Linked DNA regions of Homo sapiens: region 2 is linked to region 1. A link is an interaction called in ENCODE POLR2A ChIA-PET data of the cell type or tissue named here. Cell type or tissue: MCF 10A. All regions are shown on one strand. Each heading gives the region's core, and the rest is flanking DNA. Links, peaks and the distances in the headings are about the cores only. Region 1 overlaps HSD17B12 (hydroxysteroid 17-beta dehydrogenase 12). Region 2 overlaps HSD17B12 (hydroxysteroid 17-beta dehydrogenase 12).

Evidence for each region. ChIA-PET counts read pairs that join two places held together with the same protein. Peaks named below come from ENCODE experiments on the same cell type or tissue, not always from the same donor. Only the 100,000 strongest peaks of a DNase experiment are listed, where the experiment ranks them.
Region 2: POLR2A ChIA-PET joins it to region 1 with 6 read pairs; 2 of 35 experiments call an interaction of 5 or more read pairs at or near these places.

Annotation. Positions count from the first base shown.
Region 1 is chr11:43,828,289-43,833,677 of GRCh38, reverse strand. It overlaps HSD17B12 (hydroxysteroid 17-beta dehydrogenase 12), which reads right to left. Exons shown (of 11, transcript NM_016142.3): 7 at 2,668-2,702. It overlaps LOC107984328 (a long non-coding RNA gene), which reads left to right. Exons shown (of 2, transcript XR_001748197.3): 1 at 1-68; 2 at 2,088-4,745. Among named protein-coding and RNA genes, the nearest start is that of ALKBH3, 50 kb to the left of the region's middle. RefSeq lists an enhancer at 2,018-3,217. In MCF 10A, for the core only: no CTCF peak of the experiment used is centred there; a DNase peak (open chromatin) is centred at 2,567.
Region 2 is chr11:43,763,856-43,769,244 of GRCh38, reverse strand. All of the region lies in intron 3 of HSD17B12 (hydroxysteroid 17-beta dehydrogenase 12), which reads right to left. Among named protein-coding and RNA genes, the nearest start is that of HSD17B12, 86 kb to the right of the region's middle. In MCF 10A, for the core only: no CTCF peak of the experiment used is centred there; no DNase peak of the experiment used is centred there.

The DNA of each region.
Region 1 (5,389 bases), core at 94-5,093:
ATAGGAAATAAGCCATTTGGGGATGGTGTAAAGAGCAGGCTATAATGAAACCACTTATAATATGTAAGGTAAGAATGCTTTCAATATGATCTGCTAACTTGGAATTTTTCTCTCCTCTTTGGGCATACAGCTAATATTTCTGGCCTTCTGTGCAGTAGTTGTAGCCTGTGACTGAGTTCTGCACAATGAAATGTGGGCAGAAGTGAAACTTCCCTTAAAACCATCTTTACTCTCTTGTCTTTCATCTGTCAGCTGGATGCAGAGAACTCCAAGACCCTAGAAAATGATGACGCCCCTAGATGGAAGGAGCCTCAGATCCTGAATGACGGGTAGAGAGGGGAGGGAAAAGTAAACCTTTATGTGTTAAGCCACTGAGATTTGGGAGTGGCATGTTTCAGCAGGTAGCTTACCTTGACTGACACATCTAGTAACTAAGTTCTTTAATTCAAGTAGACATAGACGTTCCTTTTCCTAACCAAAAGTATTGATTCATAACATCCACATATATTTCTCACTAGCTCTTAAGACGTATCAAAATGGTAATGTGGTGTCAGGTTCAGTCATAGCTTCTGAAAACTTCCCACCATTTCTCAACCTCAGTTTAAAATCAACTTGATCTTTCCTTTTTTTTTTTTTTTTTTTTTTGAGACAGGGTCTCGCTCTGTTGCCCAGGCTGGAGTGCAGTGGCACTATCTTGGCTCACTGCGACCAATGCCTCCCAGGGTTCAAGTGATTCTTGTGCCTAAGCCACCTGAGTAGCTGGGATTATAGCTGTGTGCCACCACGCCCAGCTAATGTTTTTGTACTTTTAGTAGAGATGAGGTCTTGCCATGTTGACCAGGCTGGTCTTGAATTCCTGGCCTCAAGTGATTCACCCACCTCAGCCTCCCAAAGTGCTGGGATTATAGGCGTGAACCACTGCGCCCAGCTTCAACTTGATTTCTTAAAAGGCAAGGATCCAACTCATCCTTGAGACGCTTGACTAAATGAATGCCTATTGAATGGATGGACTCTCCTTTTTTGCATTGCCTTTATGTAATGCTCCAGCTGTGATCATGGCTGTCAGGTCTACAGAGATAGCAGTGAAGTTCCCAGCTTCTTGGTTTTGTATTATTTACTAACTGTATAGCTTCATAGCACTCCATCTCTTTGGGCCTCTATTTTTTCATCTGTCAAAGGAGGGAAGTTACTGTCAATTAATTTAATGCACTGGATTTCTGTGACTCTTTGACTCTAAGACTTTATGCTGTAAAATGATTTTGCAACCATTATCTCTTTTGATATGGTTTTCATCAACATAATTAAAAATTCCTTTTACAATACCTCTGTGGTTTATAAGTGTTTCTTTTTTAATGGATAGATTTACTATTCTGAACCAATACCATGTTACCTGCAGATGTCAAAACTAGGATTAAGGTGATGGCCCAAATTTAATCCCTCCTGGGTTCTACTTTGCCCCAACTCTACCATCTTCTAGGGTTCTGGTCTGGTCTAACCACTGCCATTTATATATCTGACCATCAGGGGTCCACTCCCACTGGCACCTAACAATAGGCAGTTTGAAGATTTTAAAGGGAAGTGTTACTAAAATAAAACAATTAAAATACACAAAATAGTGTATATAAAATGGGATTACAAGGAGCTTTGCTGAGAAACTGTTTCTTAACTAGTCCCTGTAGATGCTCAACAAATGGATTCCTAACCTCAGTTTCCTCATCTGTACAATGGTGGGAGGCTATCAAAGTTAAATGAGTTAACACTTACTAAGTTCCTGGCACTTACTATATACTCAATAAACATAAGCTGTAATCCCTGCCTGGAGTAGGTCATAGAGGTTTCCTAACAGAAGTAGGGTCCTTGGGTCTTCCCTTTTCAAAGCTGTGATTCCTCTGGGTCTCTTCCAAACTCATAGTTATTTTGCAGAAAAAAAGATGACTACGATGCCCTAAATTCAGCAAATGATCGAGCTAGCTCAGGATGCAAGCCCAAATCTTTTTAGCAGCTTTTCTTTGAAGGCCTAGACATCATTCAGATTTTTCCAAGGAAGAAACAGCTTAATTACAATTCTACACTTCATGCTATTTCAGATAACAGAAATCTACAACATATTTCTCAATCAAAATGAAGACATTCGGCATGTACTAGCAGAACCAATTCAAACTGGAACAAAGATGGGGCGAGTGGACATTGCCTTTTCCTCCAAGGGTTGGTTTGACATCTTATAATCACTTTATATAACAGCCATTCTCCCAGTAAAAAGTGAAAAACCAGAGGAAGAGGTCTTGCTTCATCCAACTCCACTGATTTTGGCTTTGAGAGAATACAGCTTTAAGAAGGTATTCCCGGGAATATCCCAGGAACTCTATCCGCCCCCTCAGAATAGTAGGCAATTGAGTTAGTGATGGTGACTCAGGCAGGCTTTTTCATCCTGATCTAAAGGAACCACTACAACCCTAGAGAGAGAAATAAAAAGGGAATCGAGTGGAAAAGGCCTCCACCACCGATGACTCATGCTCTACTGTGACTCGCCTGGTACATCACTCTGTGGCTAAGACATGGAGGCTTGGTTCATTAGTCACTTCAGTGATTTTTTCAAAGCAAGGATTCTCCCTCTAAATAATCATGAGCTCTGCTTCCACAGTGTTTGTATGTGAGCTTGTGACTCACCTTTCCACCATGCCAGGCAGTACCAATTGTGTCATCTGCAAGAGAGAAAGCAAAACATTCATGATGGCCAAGGATGCAGGCAACAGAAAAAGAGTGAAGAAAACTCACCCACACTAAAAAGAAGGGAATCATGAAACCATTCACCACTTCTACAGACAGCAGGTTATTTTCTGTACACTGTAGAATGTGACTGTGTCAAGAGGGCATAAAAAGGAACCAGCTGAAATTACTGGAGAGAACACAGGGAATACTTTAATGAACCTGGCTAAAATTAGTCTTGCCTGAAATGTAATACTGGCACAGAGTTCTTCAAACAATGAAGGATTTACAGTGAAAATCTACATTTCCCAAAATGCATTCTCAGAAAAGAATATATGTTATCAGAAGAAATATCCTGCCTACCAAGATGACTTAAGCTTTCTAACCTCAAGAGCTCACATAAACTTTTCCAGCCAAAAAAAGTCTTTAAAAGAATACGATAAAGTGGTAGGTTGGCAAAGAGTAAGTGTAACTTCACATTCATTTCTCTTGTTGGTCTAGTTAGCTGTAAGTAAAACTCATCCTTAAAGAGAGTTAAGATGTGATCTCTAGTAACCAACATGAAAAGGTGACATCTGCATTTTTTAAGGACTCCATAATTGTTGACTAAATACATATAATGAGAGGGGCTATTTTTAAACTCTGTTTTGATATATTATTAACCAAGAAAAGTTCAGAAGTCCAATGGTTTAGTCAAAATCACCTCACAGTTAAATACCGAGGCTGTAACGTGAATTTCTGACTCCTGGATATCATCAATTCTCTAAGAAACAGATGCTGTTTTGTAATAATAAGGTTTCAATGCATGCTAAGCATAGAAATTTTGTTGTTTCTATCTTGAATAATACTTCATATTAATTAAAGTAGACAGCATTCTGATGAGAAGGGAATTTTGTTTTCCTAGAAATATTCTGAAGAAATAAAATGCCAGCCAGATTTAACAAGGTAAATTCTGCTATGTGAACATCCAATCCAGATGTATTATGAACAGCTTTGTATGGTAGTACAGATGTACATCAGGCATATTAACAGTGGTGGGTATTTTATTGTAAAGGATAGATTATACAAAACCCTAACAGTATTTGAAAACTTTTTTTTTTTTATTTAGCACATTTCATCAGGGACCATAATGCTTAGCTAAAGTATTATAAAGAGTTCCCCCAGCATTTTGTGAAGGGAAGCTATAATTCAGTTCTCCAAAGTTCTGAGATCACCAGAAACAGAATAAGGAAGGAGACTGGTAATAAAAATGTCTTTACCCAGGTGTATGTGTGTCTGTGTGTGTGCGTGCGCATTTGTATTAAGGAAATGAGATCTGTTAACTATAAAGCAGCTAAGTGGAGTCCAGAAGGGGTAGCCACTGCCTGTTTGGCTCTCTTAAACAGTCCCTCTTCTATTTCCAGTTGGAATATTGGGGGCAGGGAGATGGGGGAATATCAGGAGCTATTTTTTCCCTTATACCATATGCATGTCATGTATATATTAAATGTCTGCTTTCTGAATGGCAAAAATTATCTAGAAAATCATGAGACAAAACAAAACCCCATAACATAAAACCATACTTACAAAATTATATCATGGCATGCTAAACATTAAATGTTTCCTTCATCAAGAGGCCTTTTATGTAGGGACATGTTCAAAATATATTCTTTATATATATGAATTAAAACTCAAGAAGTTTTAATAACTTGACATAAACACTGATTTCAATGCCTGGCTATTAAAGGCCAGAAATATTTGCTGAATGCTCAACGACTAGAGGATTCATCAGCAAAGACACAAGTTCTCCCCTGCAAAAGTTAATTTCTTTCTCATAGCTCATGAGCTCCTCCTTTTACATTCTGACTCTAAATTCTCTGTCCTTGTCATAAAATGTAACATCTTTTTTTAATCTGTCAAATAATAACAATGAAAAGCCTGAGAAAACTTAACCTGAAATCTGCATGCTTTTATCAAATTGATTAATGCCTTCATCTATAATGAAATTATCTTTCCTTCTAATCAGATTATAAGTCACAATAAATTGAATTTCAAGCCTTCTTTATATGAGTATGTATATACAAATCGTTAATATTCTACGCATTAGTTAAGAGGCTTCGTTATATTCAGATCAAATTAAATTTTCTTTAACACCAAATTTTTATAGGATTTTTAGCTAAGTTATTAGTAGAGTTATCTGTAAGCATCAGCTGGTATCTTGATATTTGGTTATTTATATGAATATACCAGGCATTTCTGTGAATTGTCACTATCTATCTGAACTCCATTTCACAGCTCACAGGCTGTTTCTGGAGTTAACTCAATGCTAATATTAGGCCATCTGCAGGTGATAATTGCTGCACCAGAAAAATTTTTGTTCCTCTTAACACACTTCTAAAAAAAGGTTACCATAACTTGCAAGTTCAGTGGTTAAGAATATTAGACAAGTAGTAGTAAACATGATTTCCAGACCCATTTTCTTCCCCATTGGGACTGTTTCCAAAAGTGTATAGCGAACAATTTTAATTCTTTCCTAAGAAGTAGACAAAAGTGGCCGGGCGCGGTGGCTCACGCCTGTAATCCCAGCACTTTGGGAGGCCGAGGCGGCGGATCACGAGGTCAGGAGATCGAGACCATCCCGGCTAAAACGGTGAAACCTCGTCTCTACTAAAAATACAAAAAATTAGCCGGGCGTAGTGGCGGG
Region 2 (5,389 bases), core at 88-5,087, 64 kb after region 1:
TTAAGGCAGTGAGGCAGTGGCTCACGCCTATAATCTCAGCACTTTGGGAGGCTGAGGCAGGCGGATCACTTGAGGTCAGGAGTTCAAGGCCAGCCTGGCCAATATGGTGAAACCCTGTGTCTCCTAAAAATACAAAAATCAGCCAGGAGTGGTGGCAGGCCCCTGTAATCCTAGCTTCTTGGGAGGCTGAGGCACCAGAATCACTTGAACCTGGTGAGAGGTGAAGCCAGCTGAGCTTCTGAGTCTGGTGGGGACTTCGTGAACTTTTCTGTCTAGCTAGAGGATTGTAAATGTATCAGTCAGCAGTCTGTGTCTAGCTAGAGGATTGTAAATGCACCAATCAGCATTCTGTAAAAATGGACCAATCAGCACTCTTTAAAATGGACCAATCAGCACTCTGTAAAATGGACCAATCAGCAGGACATGGGCGGGGCCAAATAAGAGAATAAAAACTGGCCACCAGAGCCAGCCACGGCAACCCGCTCTGGTCTCCTTCTGTGCTGTGGAATGTTTGTTCTTTGACTCTTCACAGTAAATCTTGCTGCTGCTCACTCTTTGGGTCCACACCACCTTTAAGAGCTGTAACACTCGCAGTGAGGTCTGTGGCTTCAATCTTGAAGTCAGCAAGACCATGAACCCACCAGAAGGAATAAATTCTGGACCCATCTGGAGGAACAAACTCTGGACACACCATCTTTAAGCGCTATATAACACTCAAGGGGAACCTCTTTGGCTTCTTCATTCTTGAAGTCAGTGAGACCAAGAACCCACCAGAAGGAACCAACTCTGGACACACCAGGAGGCAGAGGCTGCAGTGAACCAAGATTGTGCTACTGTGCTCTAGCCTGGGGTACAGAGTGAGACTCTGTCTCTAAATAAATGAATACAAGGGCATGGCTATGTCTTAAAAAGGAAAAATTATTGTATATATCAATTAAATAATATAATAACTCCAACAGGCAATTGCATTCAAACATAGTCATGCTGCAAATTTAATTTAGTTTGTGTTTTATCTGTTGATGTGATGTAATTCTGACATTACGTTTTGGGGATGCACCTTCCAAAAGTTATTCAGTTACCCACCTACAATACTTAAAGTACACTTAAAAGCATGGAGTCACGGAGAACACAGCACAAGAAGTCAAAGATTAGAACTCAGTTAGTTGTGCCATTCACTGGATGTGAGTTGGTCTCTCCCCAGACTTCGTTTTCATATTTATAAAATGAGAGTATTGATCCATCAGCAGTTCCTAAACAGAGATGCCTTTTAAATCATGTGAGGAGTATGTTTTCCAAACATGCCTGAATATGATTAAGTGTTCCATAAAAGTTAAATGTATTTACATCTGTGACTTAATACTTTCATCAGGTATTGCAGAATGATTGCGTCTTAGATTTTGTACATCTCTACAGCATTAAACAGAATGAAAGCACATTAAAAGTTGATTCCATATCATTTTTTCTATTCTTAGTGGCCTGGTGTTGTTAAATATTAATTCTATTGGCTTTTAATAGCAAAGAAATGAAATAATTCAAATATGTGAAAATTCCTATTGGTGTTAATGAATTCCTTTTCTCTTTGATTCTAGTATTAGACATAACGCTAGGTCATTTAAATTACCTAATTGGTTTGTAGTTATTTTAAAAATTAGCATGTAACAAAAATATGCATTTAATAAATAATGGCAAAATAAGATGATCAAAACAACTGGTAATTGACAAGAAAATATTTAACTTCACTTGATGGAAAAATCAAGTTAAAGTGAACCTTTTCAATAAAAGTTTCAAAGTACTTTCTTTTCATGATAAGAAAGGAAGCAATCCCCACATAAAACTACTAAATTTTATAAATGTTTCCAAGAATATGCCATTCTACAAATTCTTTTATAGCTGAAGGTTGTACCTCAAATTCCAATTATCCACTTAGAACAACAACCAAATTTTAAAAGTGGGAGGCGAAACATTCTCTACTTAAATGGTACTCATTTAATAACACCTTGGTCCCACATTTCCCAACCAAAAAAAGTGTTTTTTTTTTTTACACAAAAGTCACTGAACCATCAATAATCCAATTGGAAAGACCCTTTACTGTTTTAAAGAAACCATACAAACATAGGCAAATATGTTGAGAGGTACAGCTAGTGTCTGGCCACGGTGGAGTACACTCCCACATCCCTAATGCCAGCTGTAGAACAGCAACATTCAAGCAGCTGCCTTAATTGGAGATGCAGACCAACACATGCTAATTTAGCTGGGCCAACTAATTGGTGGGTATGCTACATTTTTAACAAAATATCCACCCATATTACAGATGTTTTTCTCTATCAGAGTAAACGACTGGTAACAAACAGTAATGAAGTTGAAATAAGCTACACTTAGAGAAAACGTTTAGTTAGACAGTTTTACAACATGGTCTCATATTGGCTTAAAAAACCATGTGTGCCAAAATTGGACCATAAGCTAAATTTCAAAATATCTTTCTGTGCAAGAGTAAGAACATGAGGAAGTTTCACAGTAGTTCTTCAGTCACCAAAACAATACTTACTAAGTGCCCACACCCATTAAACCATGCTAGGCCTGGTACAACGAAATACAAAAGAATTGTGTCCTTGTCTCTCTTTAAAAGTGTGATGTAGACCAAACATTTATGGACACATGCAATGATGGTAATATTTACCAGGAAATCTATGATGGTTAACAAAGGAGGGGAGAGGGACTTCTGCTTCTGGCCATGACGGTGTAACAGAGACTAGATTTATTCCTTGGCCTTAAACTAAAAAACTGGACATCACTTGACCAGCCTGAACAAAAATGGACAAAATATATGAAGCAATGGTTTCCAGACATTGGACAATAAAGAATGCATGACAGAAGTCCCTAAGAGAAAGAAAACAAATGAGGTGAGCCCTATGACCCTAGCTTATAGTCTGGAGAGATTTTCTAGACCATTATGAGGAGAAGAGGAATTCAGATAGAGCCCAGCAGTCAAGTCTGTCTACTAATTAGTAGTCTACTAATTGAGGAACTCGTAGACAAAACACTAAACACATTAAAATAATTATGATAGATATATTCTATATGTTCAAGAAACTAGAGAGTGAGCACGTTAAGAAAAGGCGAGGCCGGGCACGGTGGCTCACGCCTGTAATCCCAGCATTTTGGGAGGCCGAGGCAGGCAGATCACAAGGTCAGGAGATCGAGACCATCTTGGCTAACATGGTGAAACCCCGTCTCTACTAAAAATACAAAAAATTAGCCGGGCGCAGTGGCGGGCGCCTGTAGTGGCGGGAGGCTGAGGCAGGAGAATGGCGTGAACCCGGGAGGCAGAGCTTGCAGTGAGCCGAGATAGTGCCACTGCAGTCCGTCCTGGGCAAAAGAGTGAGACTCCGTCTCAAAAAAAGAAAAGGTGTAGAAGATATAAAATTGGCAGAAATTTTAATACAGAGAGAAAAAGGACAATGTCTGGATTTAAAATACACTAACAGAATTAACAGCAGATTAGACACTGCAGAAAAAAACGTTGGTGAATGTGAAGGCATATAAATAAACACTGTCCAAAAATGAAACACAGAGAGAAAAGAAACTCAAATAAAAACTAAAGACAGCATCAGTGGGTTAAGACAACTTAATATATACGTAACTAAAGTCCCAGAAAAAGAGTGTGAGATGAAGAAACTATCCGAAAACTATGAACACTTAAATTTAAGCTTAACAAACTCCAAGTAGGGAAACTACAAGAAGAGGCAAAATAATAATTAAAAAAAAAAAAACTTAAGTGATAAAGAGAAAAATCTTAGAAGTAACCAGAAAAGAGAAAAACCTCACATTATGCATGGTGATAAAATGGTAAGAATAACAGCTGACTTCTTATCAGAAACAATGCAAGCCAGAAGACAGTGAAGCAAAGTAGTTTAAGTACCAGAAAACAAAAAGAAACCATCTATCTATAATTTTATACCCAGAGAAAATACCTTTCAAATGTAAAGGGTTTTTTTTTCAGATATACAAAAAGAATGAATCATCAGCAGACCAGACTACAAGAAATGTTAAAGGAAGACCTTCAGACAGGGGAAAAGGGAAATAAAAGATTCCTGATTGAAATCATTTACATAAAAGAATGAAGAGCATCAGAAATGTTAATATGTATGTAAATATAAGACTTTTAAAAGAAAGAAAAAAAGATATACAGTCAGCAAACCGAGGATAGAAATAAAATTAGAATTATAAAAAGCATGCAATTCAAAAGCAGGCAGAAAAAATGAAAAAGGGAACAAAGAACAGACAGAATAAATAGCAAACAAAAAGCAATTGGTAGGTTTTAGCTCAATCAATAATGACACTGAATGTAGATGGTCTGGGGACCCCGATTAAAAGGCAGAAACCATCAATTTAGATAAAAAAGCGAGATCAACTCTATGCTGTCCATAAGAAACCCATTTAAAATATAAAGCACTTATAGATTAAAGGAAAAAGAAATGCCATGCTAACACTAATCAAAAGAAAGCTAGACAAAGTAAATTTCCATCAAAGTAGATTTCAGAGCAAAGATTATTACCAAGAATAAAGAGGGTCATTCCATAATGATAAAGAGTGAATTCATCAAGAGGACATACAACTCTAAATGTTAATACACCTAATAACAGATAAATAGAAAAATTGTGAAGGACAAATCCATAATTATAGTCGGTGATTTCATTGCCCCTCTCAAAATAATTGATGGAGAAAGTGGAAAGGAAACCAATAAGGATACAGAAGACGTGAACAATACTGCCCATCAATTCTCTCTTTCAAATTTGGAAAAGCCCCTGTTCTGGATAGCTTATAGAGACTTAGTAAGTGCTTATTTAAATCTAAGAAGAAAAAAACTCAAAATTATTAGACAAGGACAAAACTTCTGAGGCTTTAAATGTGCTGGCAATCTCAGACAAATCATTCCCCACAGAAATGGCCAGCTCAAACAGTGATAGTTTTTAAAATTCAGATATTTGGCTAACAACTAGTCATTATTTTAAAATGTACTAACATAAACTTTTGAAACATTTCTAATATTGGTAAATAAATTCAGAGTTATATAAGAATCCAAGTTTCACATTACACTCCTAATTAAGGTAAATCCCTAACCAAATTAAAACTGGTTTGATAACTTTAATTTTAAAAATAGCTATATATCTTCTGATATTATCACAGTATGAAATATAATGCCAAGGCTTGACACTTGTGAACTTCAGACATTCCCCAAATCATTTAAACTAAGTAACTCTTCACGCCATCTGTGGAAAACTTTCAAATATCACCTCTTGGACAAACGTGGTATCAACAATGATCATGTTGCTCTGCAATGTCAACTTAAATATAATATCTATAATTCTTAACTGACCTTGAAATACTA